Linked DNA regions of Mus musculus: region 1 is linked to region 2. A link is a loop called in an ENCODE intact Hi-C map of the cell type or tissue named here. Cell type or tissue: left cerebral cortex. All regions are shown on one strand. Each heading gives the region's core, and the rest is flanking DNA. Links, peaks and the distances in the headings are about the cores only. Region 1 overlaps Dscam (DS cell adhesion molecule). Region 2 has its middle 65 kb from the start of Bace2.

The links. A loop is a pair of places that touch in the nucleus more often than their neighbours do. Peaks named below come from ENCODE experiments on the same cell type or tissue, not always from the same donor. Only the 100,000 strongest peaks of a DNase experiment are listed, where the experiment ranks them.
Region 1: a loop joins it to region 2, with 3 times the contacts of the local background. A loop is called at or near these places in 14 of 42 quality-filtered maps.

Annotation. Positions count from the first base shown.
Region 1 is chr16:96,838,322-96,850,628 of GRCm38, reverse strand. The region is part of intron 3 of Dscam (DS cell adhesion molecule); the gene reads left to right. Among named protein-coding and RNA genes, the nearest start is that of Gm32432, 38 kb to the left of the region's middle. RefSeq lists an enhancer at 2,661-5,029. In left cerebral cortex, for the core only: no CTCF peak of the experiment used is centred there; DNase peaks (open chromatin) are centred at 6,717 and 7,529.
Region 2 is chr16:97,285,190-97,297,496 of GRCm38, reverse strand. No RefSeq gene overlaps it. Among named protein-coding and RNA genes, the nearest start is that of Bace2, 65 kb to the left of the region's middle. In left cerebral cortex, for the core only: a CTCF peak has its summit at 7,026 (motif pointing left); no DNase peak of the experiment used is centred there.

The sequences.
Region 1 (12,307 bases), core at 6,482-8,981, 450 kb after region 2:
GATCACATGGTGCAGCTTCCTGGAAGGGGCTGGATGAACATTGGTGGAGGCTGGGTCCTTGAGACTTCCTCTGAATGAGTCTGTGGGATTGAGGAGGCTACAGTGGTGTTGTGGAGATAGCACAGTTCTTGGCAGCACAACTGCACGTGAACTGTCCCCATAGACTCACACACTGGAACATGTCTCCAGTGGTGGTGCTGTTTGGGAAGATGATGGAAGACGTAGTAGGTGAAGCCTTACTGGAGGAAGTGCACTGGGGTAGGCTTTGAGGGTGGCCTTTCTTCCTGTTTCCTTCTCTCTGCTTTCTGACTGCCAGGGAAACCATAGGCTCCTGCAGCCATGAGGGACCATCTCCACTCTGGAGCTATAAGCAGAATAAATCCTTCCTCCCTAGGCTGTTTTTGTTCAGGTGTTTTGTCACAGCAACAGAAAGAGGCTAAAATAGCTGCATATGGATAGCAGTTCCACCTGCCTGGTTCTCTGGTCCCTCTTGACTGTAGTTGTTGTGTCTATTAACCTGGTTGTCTTTGCTCTGCTTTGTAACTACTCACCCTGATATACTGTGGTCTTTCCCTCTAACTAGGAGTTCATTTCAGATAATCTCAGATCTCATTGCTACCCCTGCATGTGGCATCCATTTATGTGGATTCTACTGGTTATTTTTGCAGCAGAGCATGCTGAAAGCTGGTGGGCTTTGTGTGGAAGCAGCTGAGGATGCCACTCAGGAACCTGAGTTATTCATAGTGAAGGTTGAGTTTCTACAGGATTATTGAAGATCAGCATCCTAGAGCCCTGGGTGACCCTGAGACCTGCATTTCTTTCTCTACCCTTAGCTATGTCTGTAATATATTTGCATAGATACTTGTGTGACTTTACAGAAGCGCATTATGATTTCTTAATACATCGTCCTCTGTGTCTAGGAAATAAACATAACCCAAAGATCTCACATGATATTGCATTAAAACAGCTAATAATAAGAGAGATGTAAGTAAAAACAATAAAAGAAAGCCCTCAATATCAGCAGCTTCTGCTGAAGCTCCTACTGAAAATACAGCCAAGTCAGTGACAGACCCACTAATCTTCATACATAAAGAGAAAATAAATAATCCCAAAGACCTGGACTATGTGTGAGGAAGATTAGATTTCCTCTTTTATGGAAGCTTCTGCAAAGAAAGAAATCCTGTCTCTAGATTCTGTGTCTGCATCATAATAAGGAAAACAATTCAAATCACAGTTCATATTGAGTCCATTGTGCACATTTGAACAGACACGGAGCCCAGAAACACACTCAGAGCCCCATTTCTCACATCCCAGTGAAGCAAACCCTTGGCAAGGCCCACTCCCCTGTTGTTTGATGCTTACTGATGAAGTTACAGCCTATGAAGCTGATCTCATAATCTATCCACAGGTTACCCCATAACATAAGTGCTGGGAGCACAATCTCTGCCCTCATCTGAGACTTTTCAAATCCACTCCCGCATGTCATCTGCACCACGAGGACAGGCGTCACAGAATTCACTGCCACACACCATCTGTGCACTACGTGGGCACCACATGGGCAGATGTCACAATTAGATCTCAGCACATCTCCATCACAGGCCCAGGGTCTTCTAAAACTTGGCTCAGCCACTTTCTGAGACCGGAAAGGCCTTCATGTCAGCTCCCTCCACTGTTTATTCTTTTTTAACGTGTTGATTTAGTAGTTAAAATTATCTAGATTTAAATTTTACAATTATTTATTCTTAAAAAAATTATGAATGCCGGGTGTGGTGGCACACACCTTTAATCCCAGCACTTGGGAGGCAGAGGCAGGCAGATTTCTGAGTTTGAGGCCAGCCTGGTCTACAAAGTGAGTTCCAGGACAGCCAGGGCTACACAGAGAAACCCTGTCTCAAAAAAATTATGATGAGTGAATGATTACACAAAAGATGGTTTTTCCTCCCTTGTCTACGTCATGCTTTGATGTATTCTCTGATTTTTCTACCCGGCCAAATTCACATCAAGTCACAAGTCATAACAAACCATCTCTCTGTCTCTCTTTCTCCTCTCTCTTTGTCTGTCTCTCTATCTCTGTCTGTCTTTCTCTCTGTCTCTCTCTGTCTCTCTCTCTCTCTCTGTCCATCTCTCTCTCTATCTCTCTCTGTTCTCTCTCTGTGTCTATCTCTCTGTCTTTCTCTACCTGCCTCTCTCTTTCTATCTCTGTCCCTCTCTCTCTATCTGTTTCTGTCTCACTCTCTGTCTCGCTCTGTCTCTCTGTCGCTGTTTCTCTCGCTCTCTGTATGTGTGTGTGTGTGCTCTGTGTGTGTGTGTGTGTGTGTGTGTGCGTGTGTGTGCAAGTAGAGACCCGAATTTGATGTTGAGTGAATTCCTCAAAAGCTTTCCCCAGGAGCTCTCTACTTTTATTTTATTTTATTTTATTTATTTATTTACTTATTTATTGAGATAAGATCTCTCAATGAATCAGGATTGTGCAATTTTTGCTAGTCTGACTGGCCAATAAGCTCTAAGGATCCTCCTGCTCTGTTTCCCAGCGCTAGGGTTACAAAGGCATGCCACCATGCTAGGCTTGTAGGTGGATGCAGGGAATCTAAATCTGTCCTTATTCATACACAGCAAATACTGTACCTACTGAGCCATCTCCCCAGTAAATTTCATTTTATTCCGTCTCCGTATGTGAGAGAAAACATAATACCCATCTTTCCGTTACTTTAATATATTTGTACTAATTTAATTAATTAATATTTATAGTAATTCTCTGAGAATGTCACACAATGTATCTTCATCATACTCACTCCTGACTTATCTCTGATTGCTCCCAGATTCACCCAGTATCTGGGCACTTTGTTTTTCATTTAATTTTATTTGTAGTTCATTTTCACACCCCATATTCCATTCCCCACCCCTCCCCATCCACCCTCTGACTGTTCAACATCCCACACCTCCTCCCCACCCAACCCTGTCTCCACGTGGATGCCCCCACCCCCCACTCCACCTGACCTCTAAACTGTCTGGGGCCTCCAGTCTCTTGTGGTTTAGGTGCATCATCTCTGAATGAACACAGACCCAGCAGTCCTCTACTATATGTATGTATGTTGGGGGCCTCATATTAGCTGGTGTATGCTGTCTGTTTAGTGGTCCAGTGTTGGAAAGATCTCTGGGGTCCAGATTAATTAAGACTGCTGGTCCTCCTACAGGATCACCCTTCTTCTTTCAGCATTCCCTAATTCAACAACAGAGGTCAGCTGCTTCTGTCCATTGGTTGGGTGCAAATAACTGCATCTGACTCTTTCAGCTGCTTGTTGGGTCTTTTGGAGGGCACTTTTAACACAATGATCTCCAGCCTTACTTATTTCCTGAAGGTCGGTGATTCCACTCTTCATGGCAAAGTGCATATCACAACTGGAAGATATTGCCCACAGGAAACATGTCCTTCCAGCATAGCCTCAGGGAACATTGCCTGTTTACTTGTCTTTAAACACTAATCTACCCGACCTAGTCCTTCTCTGTCCTTCCTTGTCATCCTCCCCACCGAGTAGAGGTGGCTCTTACACAGCCCACCATGTGCAAGAACATGCCCCAGATCCCAGGAGAAAACTTCCCATTATCCTCTCCCTCACCCTAGCATCCAGACCAACACTCTGTCCTGGAGTCTGTGTTTTCAAAATATATCTTAATTTAAGCCCATGAAACTTCCATAATTTTCTCCAACCAGACACATTCTCTGTGTCTCATCCTGACTGTCTAATCCTCAGACACCAGACAAGGCCCCCTCCCTCCTGGGGAAGCACTCTCCTCTGTCCAGGCTCATTTCTTTGTCCTTCTGTGCAGTCCTCTGTTTCTTTTCTCTCCTTTGTCTAATTGCTATTCTTGCCTCTAACTGAAACATTTCTTCCTAGACATGAGTGGCCCTGTAGTGACTGACAAGTGTCCCCTCATCATGTAAACCAACGAGTACTGTTCCAGTTATTTGAGTTTCATTGGTTGTTATTATTAATCCTTAAATAATCCCTTTTTTAAAAGTCTAATGTCATTTTATTTTCTGAAGGATTTATTCTGGAAAAAAAAATCACAAGAAATCTAACTAGAGTAAAGATTAATGGCAGACTCTAAGATCTGCACAGGCAAAGCTCTGATCATTAACAAACTAAACAGGGTAATTAGGTGCACAGTTGAATGCAGTGTGCGGGCTTAAATTAGCAGTGTGTAATTGAGCCTCATTTAACTGTGGGAGAAGTACACTGAGCAAGTCTTAGTTACAGGAGGAAAATGTCTTTGTGAGATTGCTCTCGGAGTGTTTAACATACATATGCTAGATGACTCTGGACTTAGAAGCCAGGGTAGGGTTTGAGCTGGTTCCACATGCTCCCCTCCCCCAACTACAGAGGGTGCACCATTACTACTGGTTCAGTGATTTCTCTGTGCAGCTTAGCCTGGGCTGTGCCTGGGCTGCCTCAATGTCACCCTTCCGCCCTTCCTTGACATCACAGTTTACAACCTTCTGGTGAGGGGAGGTCACTGCCTGAACCAGAATGCCTTATTTCCTGATCTTATTATTATTATTTTGTGTGTGTGTGGGGGGGCACCTCAGATTTGTTCTTCCTGAATACCCAGCCATTTAATACAAGGTAAACAGGAAAGGACAGGAACAGGAAGGAAAAGAGAAGCTGCTGTCACAGGCCAATGGTGATGCAGTTGGTGCAAAGTCAGGCAGGAAGGAAGCGGCCACAGCTGAGCGGGGATAAGGAGGTGGGAACATGGCTGCTTAGGTGTTTAGAAAGCAGGGATGACAAAGATGGAAGAAATGTTGAAAGTGTTTCTCTCTGCTACATCCATGCCCACCAGTGGGCTAGCCTGGAAAACAAGAGAAATTAGGCCACCTTTGACACGTCTGTGCCACCCTAGCCTTCCTGATCCTCCTGTGTCTCCAAGTTACCAGGGCTTTGTAATGCATATGCTGTGAGCCACACCCACTGACTCCTCTTGGAGCAGACTGCCCCAGTCAGTGTCTGTGATAGCAAGGAATGGGGGCATAAGAAAGAGAATGTAGTCTGCTCCTCCCCCAACTCACTTCAGTATCTGCTACTTCTGTACCTCTGTTCATTTGCATATGTAAATTTATATTTATATATGCACATATATAGTACATTATGTATCATATAGATTACCTTGAAGATCTTTCCAGAACTTTGGCAATTCTACCTTACTATCCTTTTTAACCACTATGAGTATGAGCTTACTAATTAACTCAATACCCCTAAATTTCATTCTACTCTTTCTGAAGTGTCAGAAAGAGTATTTTGAGTTATATTTTTATATAGCTAAATCTATGAATTTACTTAGGACAGAGCCTTTGGAGAGGACCCACTGGGTTGAAGTATAGGGAGTACTTACAACTAAAAATAATCACACAAGTGGTTCCCCAGGAATGTTTCGCCAGTTTATATGCCATAAGACATGTTTATTTCCCTCTACCCCCCACCAAGATTACGTATTCTCAAATATCTTTAGAATTTTCTAGTCTCCTGGATGGAAATAGCATGCTTTAATTGACATCAATGCAGTTGACTTCTAACTGGGCTTTGTCCAGAAATGGAGGAAGATGAGTTGCTTTCTTTGTATTTTCAGAAAATTGACACTTTCACAACATCAAATCATCTGTTCTTAGAACATGTGGCATATTTCCATTTAGCCTAGTCTTTGATTTTGTCCTGGGGAATAGTTGAGAGTGTCTTTTAAGTGTACATTATACATTGATAGCTGTTGCAAGCAGGTTATTTAATGTTATGGCTAATGGAGGATCTTGCATAGTTAGATTGTGACACAGCCCAGATTTTCCCACACTTCATGCAACAGTACTCCCAGGGAAATAGCATCATCCTGGTGTGACCCTGGAAAGCCAGACTGTAAGCACCATGGACACCCCGGGCTATGCAGTAGAAAACACAGGGCTGAGGCTACAGTGGCCAGTGTGGCTTTCCAAAGTCCTCCCCTCTGGTGCCTCTTGTCACTGCCCTGGGCTCTTTGTCTCCTGCCTCTTCCTCTCACTCCCCTCACAGGAGTCTTTGAAACAGGCTGTTCCTCCAAGTGCAGATCAGCTCCTGAGCAGGCTGCTTCAGTCAGCCATGTTGTCAGGATTTCCATTGGTCCTCAGGTATTTCTGTGCCTGAACTTTCACATCCTATCACGGAGCATCAGGCCCTCTCACCCATGGGATTCGTCCTGAGGTAGTCCACTACAATGACCTTGTTTCCAAATAACGGCAAAGTCAGAGAACTTAAAAATATGTTAGGCAGAGAATGTTTTAGCTGTACCTTCATACCAGCCATCTTAAGCCACCACCCCTCCTTCAGCTCTCTCAGATAAAAGCTGCCAATGCAGTTCTTCAAGGGGCCATTGTCCCCAGGCTGTTCTCTGGGGTCCCATCTGCAGCTCCTGCTGGTGGCTCTAACACAGAGAATGGAGGGCATAGCAGAGCCCTGCCAGGAGTCTAATTCCTCTCTGACCTACATCTGAACTAAGAGAAATTGAGAGCTTGAAAGTCACCCTATTTCCCCTTCTAATTTCGTTAATGCTATTTGAGCGTTCCAGTTTCTAAAACGTTATATATTCATTTCCAGGATCATCACATAACACTCTAGACTGAGAACTTAGATTCTTACTCCAGTCTCCTGACTTTTCAACACTGCTGTGCAAGCCATCTTGAGGAACCATCATGCGGGGGTGCGGCTGTCAGTGCGAGGTGGCAGGCACAGCCTAGACAGGTTCTTTATGTGGCGTTACCAGGCGACATCTGATTAGCAGAGCCATCTGCTCTTTTAATTATTATTGGCTCAGTTCAGACAGAAGTAGCAAGGGATAAAGAAAGCAAACTGAGGAAATAGTTTGGAGTAAAAAAGAAAAAAATCAAGCATGCTTTTCAAATCTTCTTTTGAACATTCTGCAGTCTCTATTGAAGACCTAACCCAGCTGCACAGCAAAAACTTGAGTGTCTAATGAAAGAATAATTAGCATCAAAATCCTAAAATGTGTTTGCTTTCAGGTAATAGAGTGAGATTATTCCAGGAGAGGGGCAAAGCACTTTTCATGGTCTGTACATGAGGAAATAATCACGTTGGAATCTAAAATGATATGTCATAGCTTTTTCTCTTTTTACCATACATGTATATGTGTATGTGGAATATGTGTGCCTATTTGCATGTAGTGGTCATACACTTATGCTGGTGTATGTGTATGTGTGCACATATGTGTGGAGCCTCCAGGTTGATGCCAACTGTCTTCTTGATCACTGTACAGTGTGTTTTGTTTTGCTTTGTTGTTTTGTTTTGTGAGACAAGATCTCTCACTGAACCTGATGCTTGTGGATTCTGGCTACTGAAGCTAGCCAGCCTGCCCTGGGATTCCCTATCTCTGCCTTCTGAGTACTAGAATAACAGGCAGCTAGCACATCTGCTTGGTGTGGGTTCTGGAGATCCAAACTTTAGTCCTCATGCTTTTCTGGCAAACTCTTCACTACTGAGCTGTTCCCTCATTTAAGAAAGCATTCTGAATATGGATATGATGACAGACTTCCTCATATGAGTATCGATTTAACAAGTACTCTTGGAGGATATAATGATGAGTCATTGTGAGTAATGGAGATGAGAGGTTGAACAGTATGCAATGTTGTCTTGTTATTCTACATGAAGGAGAGGGACATCGAGCCAATATCATATTCGTGAACAACATACATTCCCATCAAGATATGATAAAGCTCAGCCTGGGTAAAATGAGGCCATGGGTATAGAGAATGTGGGCAACACTGCTAAAAACTTAAATCTAGGAGCTGAGACTAGAAATGTACTAAAAGAGGTATCAAGAGAGAGAATGGGACTCAAAGTTCTGAGAGGGTTCAAGCCTGATAGGGGAGAAAGGAATAGAGGTGAGTCTACAGAGTTGTGATCACAGTATGAATCTTAATAGGCAGCACATATGACCTGGTGTGGTGGGACTGTATCCTGACACCTAGGGGTGGCCTAGTGCGGTGGGATTCCATAACAACATCTAAGAGATGTCAACATTGTGTCTTTATGACTGTATCAGTCTTGAATGCTGAGTGAAAAATGGGCTGGAGATGCAGGTCTGACACTGAGTTTCCTTAGACATGCATCATGCAGTGTAGAGCAGGCATGCATGCAGACAGATCAATGGCTAGTCTGCAGGTAGGAAGAGAGAGCCTTGCTATTGGCTATATGATGAGGGCTGCATAATGTCTAACTTTCAGGACTCCTTGATGTATGTCACATGTTTGGATACTAAGCATCCTTGGCCGGACAGCTGAAGCAACATGACAGTGGCATCAAAGAAAGTTCCCGCATTCCCACCATGATCCCACTGTGCAGTTGCAAAGACTTCTGAAGACAGATGCTGGGATAAAATTCTACGGAGTAAATGTCTTAAGCCACAGTGACATAATACTTATGTTACAGTTTTGGATGCAGATATCCAAGGTGTCTGATAAATCATTTTTTGTTTAACATCCCTTTCTAGCTTTCAGGTAACTGCTCCCTTGACATGTCTTCTCACCACACAGAGAGGATGGACTTTCTTTACCTCCTCTTTACACGAGGCACCAGCCCCATTATATGGCCTTACTCACATTATTAATTAATTCCCCAAGTTCCCGACTCTGAGTACTCTCACACAGTGTATTAGAGCATCCTTGCATGTTTTTCGGACAGATAATCATTCGGTGTTGAAATGAAATCTGTGTGACTCTCCTGCTCCACATTCTATCACAGGATGTATAAAGATGCTCTTGGATATATTATTTCTTTCCATACCTCAGTGAACACAGCTAGGTCCTGTAACACGACCTCAAATGTTTGGCATACATTTTACCATGATGACACCAAGTGACAGAAATATATGCATGTACATATGCAAGTACATGTATACATACACATATACACGTACATCTGTGATGCTGCAGATCAAACCCAGGACCTCATGTATAGTAGGCCAGCACTTTGGTGAGCTCTACCCATGGACGAATGTCAGAACTGTGGTATAAACCTCTTCCATGTCACTTCCATGCTTAGACTTTTCTAAGTGAGGTTGTCTCTTGTGATTAAAAACATAACTTAAAAATGAGGTCCTGGGAGTGCCTATGTGCAGCTGTCCTACTGAGTGAGATGCCTTCTGTAGTCACCCACCACCTCTGGCTCTTACACTCCTTCAGCTCCTTCTTTTACAATGGTCCATGAATCTTTGGGCTGGGGGTGGTACTATTTACATTTCCTTTAGGGCTAAGCATTCTGTGGTCTCTTATTCTCTGCATCTTGGCCAGTTGTAGTCTCTGTGTTAATCACCACCTACTGAAAACAGAATCTTCTCAGGTGATTGATGAGAGATGTATTAGTCTGAGGGAATAATGTTGAGTCATTGGGAGTCAGCTTAATATTCTGTCCATTTAGCAGTGCAGTCATAGCAGATTCATCCTAGGACCTATGATCCATCTGGCTATATGTTCTCTGCCCTCATAAGATATCAGGTATGGGTTTTATCTTGTGGAGTTGGGCCTAAATCCAACCAGAAAGTGGTTGGTTACTCTGATGTTGTTCATGCCACTAGTATACCAGTGGGCATGTCTTGCAAGGCCAATTTCATTGTGGATAAAACGTAAAACTCTCTAAGAGCTAATAAGAGTGAAAATTTAAAAATACATTAAGTCAATGATATTTTTTTAAATGAGCCCTACCTTGTTTGTGTCAATGTTCCAATGATTATGTGTACATGTTGATCAATCCCTATCAAAACAGAATTGTCATGCTCTTTGTCATTATATCTATGTTTGATTATTTTTATTAATATTTTAGCTGGCAAGTCATAATTACATGTATTTATGAGGCATAATATTTTGAGTGTATATATGTACAAATGGTACCACAGTTACACAGCTTTCTTTATGATGAGCTTTTTGAAGGTGATTCTCTCATAGTTACATTCGGATATACAATACCTCATTACCAATGCTCTGACCTGGAAATTAGAGCTGTGTCTGTCTTCCTGACATCTGTGCAGTCATCTAACTGTCAATGGTAGAACAAAGTGGATATTTCCAATCTCCTGTCTTTCTTAGAGGAACAGACCAAAGTTTAGAGAGCTAAGCATCTTGAATGACATCGCACAGCAGGAAAGTGGGAAGATAGCTTATTAGAGTTTGTTTACATTAGCTTCTGGAAGATAGTGTGTTTCCATCCAATTATGAAGCCTGGGTTTTCTCTGTGATCCTAAGAGATCTCTCAAAGTAGGAAAGTGTTGAATTAAATTTTAATGGTTAAATCCCAGTGGTGGGTTTGCTACCAGCCTTAGTGCTTAACATTCCCAAATGAAAGACACACACACAGCCTTTATATTTTGATATGCCTTAAACAGCACAATAGCTGGGCCACTCCCCAACCTCCACACAGTTAATCCACCTCCTGCTGATAATCCTGCTGATAATCCAAAATTGATGAATTCTATACCTTGGCTGCCCTGGACTCAGAGGGCTGCCCAACTGGGCCATACTCTCCTGGCTCCTTCACATGCAGGATATGCCTCCCTGACCTCCATTCTTCTCAGGCATGGTGTCTCTCCTCTCCTCCTTCTCTTTCTCCTTCTCCCTCTCCCTCTCCCTCTCCCCACCCCCCTTCTCCTTCTCCTCATTCTCCTCCTCCTTTTCCTCCTCCTCCTTCTCCTTCTCCTCTTCTCCTCCTCCTTTTTCTCCTCCTCCTCCTTCTCCTCCTCTTCCTCCTCCCTCCTCCTCCTTCTCCCCCTTTTCTCCCGGCATACCAGATTTCCCTCCTTCCTCCTCTCTCTCAGTTCCAAACCTAGAAATCCTAAAAGTCCAGCCTCTGTCTGCCCTGCTCAGCCATTGACAGCAGGCATCTTTATTTACCAATCAGAACCACCTGGGGGCAAGGTACCTCAGTGTCTTATGTCTGGACACTCATGTAAGCACTTTGGGGGGAACCCAAATTAACATTATAATACAAGCAGCATTAGGCCAAACCCACAACAGGAAAGCTTGGTCTACTTCAAACCATTTAAAAAGGCTTTCAGATTATGTGTAAGTCTATAGCCAGACTAGACAAGACTACTTGACAAATTAGCCAACTAGAGAACAAGTGAATTAATAACACATCTCACTGGATGTAGTTAAACCTTTATGTTAGACTGGTGGTGCAAGGAATAAATACAGGTTTGGGGATTAAATTCCAACTTCTTTCCTCCCTTCATGTTTTAGTTCTAAGACTCAAAGTTGTTTATGACAGAAGCCCCTTGGTGACAGGGCTGAGTCTTATGCCAGGTTTGCACTCCTGGAGCTCAGAGACTTGCAAGCTCATGGGCCCTGGTTACCTGCTCCCTCACACTTATCACAGGAGCATTGATAATCAGCTCAACGCACGACAGCCTTTTGAAGCTCAGCTGTTAAACCTGAGGGTTTCTACTACCCATACCACATCAAAACAGAGCTTTTAAGCATCTCCTGTTTTAATCCCAGCCTTTGATGGAAGGGGACTGAACCATGGCTGAGCTTCAGGAGGCACTGTCCTGTGGGCTTTCTACCCCTCAGTTCCATACAGGGAGGCATGTGGCTGCAGTGCTCCCATCCTGAGAGGACCTACTGTGACACTACTGTGTAAATGTCCATTTTCTGAGATAGTCCTGTGTCTCTAGATCAATATACCCCACCAACCCATTTGGTGCACCCAGGCAGGCCAACTGGACTCGGACTTCGTCACAGATTTATTTTACTGGTCCTACAATGATGCTCACATTAACTGACTGCAGGGTGACTCAACTCCCCTCCCCTACTTCCCCCCCTGCTTCCAGTCTGTTCAGAGTTCTAACTGTACACGTGTTCCTTTACACTGGACATTAAACACATCACAGCCACAAGTATGAAAACAGGGATAGTAGTAACCCAGGCAAAAGTCTAGTGACAGAGGAGCAGAAAGCAGGAAAGTGATGGAGATCAGGTGTAGGAGCTTAAGCATCTAAGAGCTCAGGAGCTGCTTAGTATCTGTTGAGAAGCTAGGGATATTCCTTACACATCCCATGATACCGGAGTTGTGCAGCCTAGTCATCACTGATGTTCACAGTGACAACCTCAACATTAAAAGTAACTTATCGCTATTAACCAGGTGACTCTGATTTGCTGAGTGTCTAACATGCCAAAGACTATAAACTATAGCTGAGAAATATTTCTATTTAAAACTCTATAGTCTCTCCCTTTAACCTACACCAAAAATAGTAATGTTACCTGTAAAATTTGCCTTTGGGC
Region 2 (12,307 bases), core at 5,555-8,054:
AGAGCTAGGGCACTGACTGCTTGGTATGGGGGCCTGAGGTGCTGTGTGGCCCCCAGGACTTGACATATGGAATCTGTCCACAGGGAGATGGGACGTGGGTGGTTAGTGATACCACAAAATCCCAACTGTAAGACTAGCAAACAGGCAATTATTTTAGCAGAAAAATGAGAGACCAGCTTTGGAGGCTTCTTGTTTAGGCCTTGTTTCTAAACAGCTGAATAATTACCCTCGTCTATTTAAGACTTCCAGATGGCTTCAACATTTTTCTGCTTTCTTCAAACTTTCTCAGCCTCTTCACACTTGTCTCAGAGATTGCCGGAACATTTCTAATTGGATCACTACACTTAAAACAAACATTTCCCGATGGGCTCTTGGCTGCACTCTGTGACAAATGCCCGGGACGTTCCAGGCCAAACGCAGGAAGACATGGGGCTCTGTGCGACTGGGTGCCCCATGCCATCTTTCTTCCTTTATATTCACTATTAAATCAGTGTTGACAAATCAGACATCAGTATGGAAAACCATCATCTGACTCTGGGTAAAATGGCTAACTTGGTTCCGTTTTACTTAACTTAAGTATAAGATAAATAAAAATGGCACTTTAATTTTAAGTATAAAATGGTCCTTTAACTTGATTTAAGTATAAAACCGTAGGTTTTAAGTTTTAAGTGTTCTACATTGGATGAGTATAACCTTATTCTTTAGTGGGGAAATTGGAGGATTCTCTAGTTTTCAATTCATTACTTAGAAAATAAAACAATAACACTTCTTGCTGTTGTAGTGGCTGTCATGGTAACAATGACATCCATTATAAATGCTTGCTGCTACTATTGTGGGTCCAGTAGAGGGCACAAATATGTGGGCTGTGGCCATGCTCCTTGCATCCCACTTTGGGTCTAGAGTCCCAGCTGCCCATTTCAATTTTCTGCTATCTTACTCTTGTTTCTGCCCTGTCCCCACAATGTCAGAGGCTCTGTCTGTTTATCCTCTGTCTATCCTCCTGAATAGTCAGACTAGATGCAAATTGCACTGAGGTTTGTTGAATGAATGACAAACCTAAATGAACATCAAACTATATCCTGTGGTGGAAATGTTACCTGCAGGCTCAGGAATATGAATACTTGATCTCTAGTTGGTGGTACTGATGGGGAGTTGTGGAACCTTTAGGAGGTAGAGTCTTGGTAAAGGACATATGTCACTGGGGTGAGTTTTGAGGGCTTAGAAGCCAGGGCCACATCTCATCTCTCCCTGCTTTCTGATTTTGCTGCTATGCCTTGCTGCTGTGATGGACTCTATCCCCCCAGGAACTGTGAGCTTTCACCAGGGCTCTCCTCACTGCAATAGGAAGCTTCTAACACAGCTGAGGAGAGATTTGACATAAGTTTTAAAAAAAGAAACATGTATCTTTAAAATATAGGAAATATAAGTTTTTAAAAGAAAGATATCTGTAAATAGTTTCACACATAGATAGTTGAAGGGATTCAAAAGACGACTAAAATGTATGGTAATGGATTTACAGCCATGCCGTCCACCTTCTCCAAGGTGGCATGTGACTGGTGACATCTTTCAGGGCTGTCAAGAGCTGGGTAAGGCTGTTGTCAGTACAGGCTAAGTTCCTCAGCCTTGAATAGTAAGTGGTCAGTGAAGCCTGTGCCCATGCCTGGTACATCCTTGAAGATGTTTCCTTGAGGAATCTTGGAAATTACCCACAGTTCCTTGGTGGAAGCACACAGTAGATCCATTTCTGCAGGTGAACCTTCAGTTATGACTTGGATATGGACTGTCCCAACAGGCTCATGTGTTCAACCCTCATCTTCTGGGAAACTAGAGATGGGCCTGGTCATGAGATACATTCTCCTGGCCGTATTTAATTAAAGCTTGATTCAAATTTGGCTTTAAATTGTGGTAGTATTCTTCTTATTCTCCACCAGTGGGATTAACAAGACCATGGCCAGAGTGTCCCCAACAGCAAGCCTTCCCCGCTACAGTGCGCTCACTCTCAGGTTGAGCCTGCAGTAACCACTTTACCTAGGACTGCTTCTCCTCAAGAATTCTGTGATGACCACTCTCCTTCACTGAACAGATATGGCCATGGGCTCAACTGCATTAGGGGCATGGCTCTTCTGGGGGTGAGGGCTACAACAAGAGTATATGGAGCCATGAAACATTTGAGGTTGAGTCTGTCTTAACAAAAAACTGGACAGATACCAGTATTGACATGGGTGATTCTGCTGTCTCTACAGGACACTGAGGGGCCTAGGGGCCAGGCTGTGTCTTCTGTGCATCAGGGAAGCTCTGGCTGAGCCTGTTCCATGCAGCCCCACAGCTCCCAATAGCACTTGCCTTTCTCCTGATGGTGACTGACAAAGGACAGATTCAAGTTCTTACAAGAGACATGGCTTTGCCATATCACCTTAGCAAATTTCTCATGTTTCTCCATGCCTGCTTTCTTTCTCTCTTTCTCTTTCTTTCTTTCTTTCTTTCTTTCTTTCTTTCTTTCTTTCTTTCTTTCTTCCTTCCTTCCTTCCTTCCTTCCTTCCTTTTCTTTCTCTCTTTTGTTCTTTCTGTCTTTCTTTGTGTGTGTGTGTTAGTTTGTTTATTACTTTTTCAAGAGAGGGTTTCTCTCTGTGCAACTCTGGCTGTCCTGGAACTCTCTGTGTAGACCAGGCTGGCCTTAAACTCAGAGATCTATCTTCCTCAGCTTCCTGAATGCTGGGGTTAAAGGCATGCACCACCATTGCCTGACTTCCCCCAATGCCCTTTTGCTTAGATTTCTTTTTATTTAAAAAAGATAATCCTTCTATTTTTTCTATTTCTTTTTTTAATTAGGTATTTATTTCATTTACATTTCCAATGCTATCCCAAAAGTCCCCCACACACACTCCTCCACCCCCTCCCCCACCCACCCACTCCCACTTCTTGGCCCTGGAGTTCTCCTGTACTGAGGCATATAAAGTTTGCACAACCAATGGGCCTCTCTTTCCACTGATGGCCGACTAGGCCATCTTCTGATATGTATTTTTTTTTAAAGAAGAAATTATGCCACATGTGGAGAAATGAACTTAAATTTAAGAATTGATAATACAGACTTCAGTGAAGACATAAGGAGAGAAGGTTTGGTGGTTTATCCCCCATTTAGTATGTAGTACATATAGTTTTTTAGAAGTTTAAGCAGGGCAAAGAAATGCAATTCTCCACAAGGGAATTCCCTGGTGGCCGTTGGATGCACAGATTTGCTCTCTGCATGGATCAAGGTGCCTCCTGGCCTGGCCTTCCCATACAGACCTATGAGCCTGGTTGACAGCACAACCAGGGTTTCTGTCCTTTCCCTCATCCTCCTGACTTCCCTTTTGACCTCTATGATAAAATAATAATAATAATAATAATAATAATAATAATAATAATAATGGGACTGGCCCTCAAATGTTTCTTCCATTCTGGGAACAGCAGGGAGACGGACAGATGACCAGAGGGACTATAGTCTTGGCCTGTGACCACTGAGGTTTGGTCAGATCAAACACCCTCCTTTATGCCTTAGCACACCCACACACACACACACACACACACACACACACACACTGGTATCAAAGTGACCCCCTCAGGGACCCAAGTCTGCAGAGAACTGTTCATCGAGGTTCAAGGGAACTCAAGGTGTCTTGTGTCACTTGCTGTTATTTACCAGATTTTTTCTCCATGTTTTAATGGACCCAGATCATAAGTATCTAGCTATACAGTTCATTGGAGTTAAACAAACTGCATTGTGCTGTCTTTATCGTGAGAGAGAGAGAGAGAGAGAGAGAGAGAGATTTGACTTTATAGTGCATTATATCCTGTGCTCTGTCACTCTGTGGGTGCATTTTGAGGTCACAGTTAACGCTCAATAAACGCAAGTCTGGGTGGAGTGTCTCTAAAGGTTTAAAATCAACTCAACCCTCAGCTGGAAAATTCTCCGAGGTCAACACCCCTCAGAGCCAGCAGAGGGCAGTAGAGGACCAACCCTTGCAGAGCTACTCAGAGATGAAGAGAAACCTAGGGCTGGGGGCCAGGCATCTCTGAAGACAAAAGCTGGCTTCACATAGCCAGCCTCGAAGCTATACAGCTGTCCAATAGCATAATGTTATTTTCCCATGAATTCCAATTCTTCCTCCCCTCCCAGACTGTGCAGCTCTGGTTCTGAGCCAGTACTTGGGGACATTGTCACCTGGAAGGCATTTTGAAGGTATTCAGGGTCCCTTGCAGACACAAGGGTTAGTAAGGTACCCCATCACTAAGAGGGGCAGTGTTCAGAAAACAAAAACCTGACAAACGTGGACCCTAGACAGACAAAGACGAGTTAGCTAAGAAAACAAACCGCAGCTCTCAATACAAGTCTCCCACCACTAAATCAAAAAACAAAAGTCCCCAGTGCCTTAGGAAACCTCAGTAGCAACAAGTCGCCATCTAACATGAAAAAGGGGTTCTCCTTTCTCCTGGCGCTACTTCTTGTCTCCAATGAATTAAAAAGATCAGGACTCTACTGCAGCTGCTTCCGACCCACCCACCCGCTGCCGCCACCCTTCCTTGCGAGGCCAGGCTGTCCGGATTTGATGTTAGCAAACGCAGGCTGGATTTCAGACCCGCCCCCCCCCCCTTCCCTCCTACCTCTGACTAAAAAGAGCCTTCTTTATGCAAATTAAAGGCTATGCCATTTGACTTCCTGGTCTAGGAATGGGTTGCTGGCATTTCTTTGACCTCTTAGGAGAATAATTAGGTGATCTTGTTACTAAGCAACAGAAAGGCAGGCAATAAGGCAGCTGAGCTCTGGGAGCAGACGGAGCTGGACTCCGGAGAGCTTGGGCCAAAGGCTGTGGTGCTGTGGGGACATTGAGCTTCTTGCATAGTGGCTGACACTCGGGAGGAAGGAACCAGTGTGGTTCAACTGTCTGTCTCTCCTCCAGCACAGACAGGCCCTTCACTGGGCAGAGTGCTTGAATACCTGTTGCTAGACAGTTGCTCACAGAGGGCTCAGTAATGCAGGCTGTGCAGACCTTGAGAAAGAGTCAGGATTGTGTTCCTTTAAAGGTAGACTCTCAGGGAGACTGGTTCCTTCCACGGAATAGTTCTGGATGGTGTTTTTGTAACTCAAGCCCCAAAGTCCCAGAGAGGAAAAACATACGACATGCAATTATAAGGGTTTAATCTCTCTTCTATATATATTTAAGATTTTACATATTCAATTCCCTATTTTAGATCCAGAGAGACAGCTCAGGCAGTAAGTGCTAGGTGCATAAGCATGAACACCCGAGTCTGAGGGTGTGGCAGCCTGTTTTTGGAGTTCCAACTTGCACAGCGGACGATCCTTGAGGCTCACCAGCCAGTGAGAGACCTTGTTTCAAAAAACAGGATGGATACACCTGAGGCTGGCCTCTGGTCTCCACAGGAAAGAGCACATGTGTCCTCCACCCCGCTGTCAAACCCAGGCACATACATACAAAACTTACATTAAATTGTACACACTAACCATTTTCATGGTAGCATTTCCATATGTGCACATACTACTCACTACTCATTGATCATATCTACCTGTCTCCCTCCCTCACCCTCCTCTCTCTCTCTCTCTCTCTCTCTCTCTTTCTCTCTCCACCCTTCACTCATAACAGTTCTTAGGAGCCCTCCTGTATGAGAGGGAAAGCATGGATTCTTGTCTCCTTATGTTTGGCTTATCTTGCCTGTGATGAGCTACTTTGGTTCCATCCATGCTTTTCCTATGGATAACAAGATTTAATTATTTTTGATAGCTGAATAGTACTCCACCATCTATATCCCATATTTTCTTTGTTTACCCACTGACTTTAACTGAGATAATTCCATCACATGGCTTTTATGAACAGTGCAGCAATAAACATGCATGCACGCATATCTATGACATGCATACATCTTCAGAAGTATTCTGACTGGACCATATGGTATTCTATTATTTTTAGTTTTCCGGGGAACTTCCACAATGAGTCTCACAGTGGGTGCACTAATGAACTTTAGGAGGCAGTGTGTCAGGTCCTTCTGCCCACATTTTTCCTTCATAGCCACTTTGACTTGGGTGAGGCAGACTCTCGTGTGGCTTTGGTGTGTGATTCTTTTCTCGATGAGGCCGAGGACATTTCTCCTTGTTCTTGCCTGCTGTGTGTGGGTCTTTGGGAGCATTCTCTTCAGGTTGTTGTCCATTTTCACAAGATTACAGGGTTTGCTACATGGTCTGAGCTCTTTTTGTTTTCCAGATATCTACTTCAGGAGACTGACTGAGGGTCCCTCCAAGTCTGTAGACCGTTGCTTGGCTGCTTCTTCTGCTCTGCCTAAGCTTTTTTTTTTTAAATAATTTTATTATTTTAATGTGTTGGGGGTACCTCATGTGTGTCAATGCACCATGTACATGAAGTGATCATGGAATCCAGAAGAGGGTAATGAAGAGGCTTTGTTTCCTGAGCTAGGGGACTTCTGTGCAGCGGTAAATCAGCACCTGTAACAGTGTCTCTCACAGTCCCTCTTGTGATTGCAGGTATTCCGGTTTTACAGAGATATCTTTGATCCGTTTGGAGTTGGGTTTTATACAGGTTGAGTAATGGGAACATAGCTTCAGTCTTTAAATGGAGCAGAGCTGGAGGTAACACAGCACCGAATTTAAAGACACAGGGACAAAGCCACCATGTTACCAACATAAATACAGAAAGTCACATGGAATAGACTAGAGGACCCAGATGTAAACCCATGCCCTCTCATCCAGAATACTCTTAGGCATCAAAAACACACAGAATCAAAAACAGTTTCCTGAGGTGGCTGGAAGCTGGCTCAGTGGTTAAGAACACTGCTGTGTTTTGTTGGTTTTTTTTTTTTTTCAGATTTGGTTCCCAGCACCCATGTCTGGAGGCTCACAGTTGCCTGAGACTCCATCTCTAGATGATCTGACTCTTTCCTCTGACCCCTCTAGGCAACACCCTCCATATACATAAATATAAATAAAATAATCTTAAATACAACAAGACAACTAGAGACCTCTGGTGGGAGATAGGGAGATGTCACCCAAGACTGAGCCTTGCGTTCTTTGAATGGCATCTCAGGAAAGGACACTATGCAAACTGTTCACACAGAGATGGTGCCCTGAGCACCCCCAGTGTATGTGTGCTTAATACAACCCTGCAGACCTGCAGACTGTACCCTGCAATGTCACCTGGGCTATAAGTTCTCATTGTTTTTCAAAATGTATTAAGGTTGTTGCTGAGAAAGGACAGAGAACTAGAGAGTGGGAGAGGTGCTTCTTGAATGTGTGTGTGTGTGTATGTGTGTGTGTGTGTGAGTGTGTGTGTATGTATGTGTGTGTGTGTGCACATTTCCCAGGCTTCCCTTTGTCAGATGTGTCTCTTTGCAAAAGTGGGTTACTATCAGCTGAGATCTACTTGTTCCTTCAAAGGTACAACAAAGCCCTACGAGCAATGCCCTCACCTACTCTGAGAGCAGACAGGGGCTCATCTCTAGCATGGAGGCTCTAATCCTGCTCTCTCAGTCTCTATCTGTGTTCCTCAGCCTTCCCTGGACTGAGCCTCCCCCTATAGGTAGCCACAGTCCCACTGACCAGTGTCCCTGTACTCATAGTCAGCCCCAGTAAGAGCATGCTCTCATTTTTGAGCCCTCCAGGGAGGTTGTTACCTTAGTTATTTTTTCTATTGCTGTGATAAAACACTATGACCAAGGCAAGGTATAGAAGAAAGAGTTTATTTGGGTTTATGGTTCTAAATGGTTAGTATCTGTGATGGTAGAGTGAAGATACATGGGCAGGAGCAGGAAGCTGAGAACTCACATCTAGAACTGCAAGCATCTGTGTTTGCTCCAGGAGGCCTTGGTCCCCCGCATCCCATAGGCAGGTCTGTGCCGGGCTACCTCAGAGCACTATTCAGACTGACCTGGACCAAGGTCATCATGGTGCATGAGTGTTTGAACTATGAATCTTCAGAATTCTCAGTGGCTCCCTGTCTCTTGCTCACCTCTGCAGATAGGGAAGACGATACAACTGTGGCAACTTTAATGAGATTCACCCCACAGTTTTAGGTACTTGAATACTCAGTCCCCAGCTAGGGCTGCTGTTCTGAGAGGTTTAGGAGGAGGTGTGGCTTTACCTGAGGAAGTTTGTCACTGAAGGCTATGACAAGGAAGTGAGACATGGTGCTCCACTTGATGGCTCGGCTCAGTGGGGATCTCAGAGCTCTGTAAACAGTGGACTTAGTGTCTCCCTGCCATAGTCAGTCAGTGCTTGGGTCAAGGTTTAACAGAACCACCTTTGCACGAGACCCCCCCTTTCTCACTCCCGTTTGGAGCCAGCTGGCTTTCACACACAAGGTCTAAATGAAATGCTATCAGAACTCCACCCTGCTCACATCCATTCTGTCTGGTTTCACCCACCTCTAATCTCATTTTTTTTTCTCCTCTGGTGCTCATCAGCTATAGCTTGGCATCAGCTCGGCAAAGAGATGCCTCCAAAATTAAATTCACAAAGGCCTTGGCAGCTGGTGCTAAATCCAGTCCTGACGTCGTCGTCTTTTGTCATCATCTCCACCCTGGGTTGCAGCCAACTCCCAGACCTGGGAATGGAGAAAGAGAGTGGGGCTTCACGGTGGATCCTGTCTGGCATGTGGGAAGGAAGCTGAGTCATGCTGAGGGAGCGATTAAAGGCTCTTGCCAAAACGTACTCTGCTCCTTCTGGGGGGGGTAACCCCTATGATAGGCACGGCTGCCCTGTGGTCAGGAAGAGGCCTCAAAATAATCAGGGCTGCAGCAGCCCTGACTCTCTCTTTTTACAAATTGCTTGAGGTTGGGCCTCCCTGCTTATTCATATTTCATGCTCTGCCCCTTTCCAGGCTGAATGGGTAATGGGTTGGGGAAAGCAGGGAGACCAGCGTGGCTACTTGGTAAACTTTGGGGGATTGACCGCATCACAGGCCTTTAATTCCCTTCAAAATTGCTGTAAAATATACTGTTCTTGCTCACTGTTCTACACAAAATAATATACTGTCCCCACTCACTGCTCTACAGAGCTGTTTTCCCCAACACAAGTGACATTATGCAGATTTTAAGCCAGCAAACCCCACTCTCTCTCCAACTCCACTGCTCATGTTTTTCTTTGAGAATTGTCACCTTCAGACAAGGCATTGCTGTCAACTTCCTCCTTGCCTGGCACTCCTTCACTGAGTTCTCTGTCATTGGCTGAAAAGACATCTTGTGCTAAGGGCCCTGCCTGGGAACATGTTTATATTTATAAATACATCATCTTTAAAGTCAGCACCAGAGGTTGTTGCCTACACTGCGTTCTCCCAGAAAGGCCTGGTCTCAGATTGAGCATCTCATTGTGTATGAACTTGGTACCTTGGCTCTATTTTAGAATGCTCAGTTCAGTGTAATTACTACAGTTTCTAAAGGAGTTACTGTGTAATTGCCACGTAGTTTATTTCGTGGTAACTATGCAATTAACTTGTCTCGTGTCTCTAAACGGAAAATACTGTAATTCTAATACAAATGTGTGGACTGTTAGTGTTCTTCGCCACGTTTAAAGTATTGTAGATGTTTTCTTTATTTTTCCTTCCTTTTCTTCAAGTAACATATAAAGTTTAGTCCATTATTTCTTCTTTCTCCCCTCCTCTTCTCCTCTCTTTCCCCCTTCTTTCCTTCTCTCTCCCTTTTGTCTTTTTAGGCTAAAGAAAGTTAAGATTGCTAAAATTTTGCTGGAGACCCCTAAATTATCAAGAAACTTGAGACATAAATATAGCAATAGTAGCTAAATTATCTGCAGGGATGAGTGCTGGGTTGGGACTCTTAAGAACCTCTTGAGGTCTGAGGGAAACTAAGAACGAGGCCAGGAGAAAGTTGGTTGGCCTGTTATTTACTTTCCATTGTATGACAGTTGGGTATATAAGGGAATTGGCTTGACTTGAGCCCTTTGTGTTTTCTGGCACAGGTGGGGCTAGGACTTGAGGGTGGGACTTGAGGCTCTATGAATGTCTTCAGGATATTCCACCTATTGTTTAAGGCAGAAGAAGGAGACAGATAGAATTGCAGAGTAATAAAAGGCTTTACAGACTGGAAGCAACTTCAGGGCTAATTACATCCTAGAAGAAAGTGGGATGTGCCAACTCAAGGACTTTTCCTTTCTTTCTTCCTTCCTTTCTTTCTTTCTTTCTTTCTTTCTTTCTTTCTTTCTTTCTTTCTTTCTTTCTTTTTTTTAAACTATCATTTGTCTGTGGTCAGCATAGTTAGTGTGTATATAGCACACTGAAATGATGGCTGAATTTCCCCCCATCTGACTCAGGGCATAGCCCTAGGCATAATTTAGGTCCATCTAATAGACCCATCTGTCCATCCCTCTATTCCCATATCCAAAGCATATAGAATGCTTAGGCTCTGGGCAAGAAGGAAGACACACTTCTGTCTAGTGGGAGTAACCCACAATTAAAGGATAAGCAGAGAGCCTGATGCTGGAGCTCACTCACAGCTGGGAGAGCAACTCGCTCCAAGCACAAATGCTGTGTGGGCCCTGGATGCTCTCCAAGGTGCCGAAGAAGCAGCTGCAACCCACCCTCCTAGAGCATACAGAGAACAGATGGGAGGACACATGAGCACACGGAGAAATTGTGGGGGATGCCATGTTCTGTGTTCTTCAGGGAGAAGGAGAAAATATGGGGAAGGCAGGGCTGTACTGGACATGAGGGCCAGGGAGGAAGGGTTCTGAAATAAGTGATCAAGTCAGAGCCTTGCCCTTGGAGACATTTGAAGAAAACAGCCTTTAAGTGTGGAAGCTGGAGACTTTTGTTTGTGGAGCAGAACGCTGGAGCCAGTGACCTGGGGCAGAAACCCCAGAACCAGGCCAGAGAGACTGAAGACAGTTGCATGGAAAGGCTAAGTGTGTAGGGCCTCACTGCCATCTTGGCTTTTCTGCCTGCCGGGAAAAGTCATGGGGAGATTAGATGTCCGTCACCTAAAATTCCCATGCTCTTGACAACATCTCAAGATTCTGGTTGTCAAAAGTGAGGGTGATGGATGTGATGGTTGTCCTGGAGGTGGGATGGGGCCCGAGACCCCAAAGCACCCCCTTTCTCTGCTTCTCACATACGCACACAGACGTTTCCTCACCCTGCTGAAGTAGGAGAGCCTCGGACTCACCATGACTTTTCCTGGAGGCTGTGGAGGAAGCTCAGAGCAGCTGTGTCTGGAGTGCCTACAGGCTTGGCGGGGGCCTAGTGAGCATTCTTGCCTAGGAGGTGGTGAAGTAATTAGCTGGTGAGCTGTTTTCTGTTGGGAAGAACGGGGTGAATCATGCTATCAGAATGATACAATTATACTGGGTATGTTGTGGCAGCATACTGTGTCTTGATGTGTAGTTGTAGTTAGCACGTAAGTGATTGAGCATTTCTGCTGGTGGAGTCCCTACTGGGAAGTATGACTAATGTTGAGGTGACAGCCCCTCACATATAAAGTGTGTTCGAAACAAAGGGTGGCACCAGGACCAGCTATGTCCTTGGCTCTCACCCAGGCTTCAAGCTCCCATGCAGTCATGTTCTTGTATGAGTTTAGACAAGAGTGTGGGAAGGGGGCTCTCAAAGCATGATCATGTGTATATATCGACAATTTATGTCATGTGACAAGGTTGCTTTTTTTTCTTGTGTGCATGTGAAATGGTCAGTGCACATGTATGTAGAGGTCAGAGGTCAGCTTTAGCTGTCATTCCTCAAGCACTGTGGTTACATTGTTGTTTTGAGACAGGGTTTTTCACTGACCTGAAACTCACCACATAGGAAATATTACCTGGCCTGTGAAACCCAGAAATCCTCTTGTCTCCACCTCCTCAGTGCTAGAATTGTCCATGTGTTCCTCTCACACTCCCAGCACTTTTTTTGTGAGTTTTGGGGCTCACACTGGAGTTCTCATGCTTACAGGACAAGAACTTGTCTAAGTTTTCCCCTAAAATCTTTAGGTCCTTTAGAAACCTTAGGTCAAATATTGATTGTTTTCAGGGACCAACTTATTTATGTATGTATATATATATATATATATATATATATATATATATATATATATATATATATATATATATGTATGTATTTCTGAGACAGGGTTTCTCTGTATAGCCCTGGCTGTCCTGGAACTCACTTTGTAGACTAGGCTGGCCTCGAACTCAGAAATCTGCCTGCCTCTGCCTCCCAAGTGCTGGGATTAAAGGAATGCACCACCACTGCCTGGCTTGGGCCCAACTTATTCCAAGACAGAGTTACTCTATGCTTTGGAGGGTGGG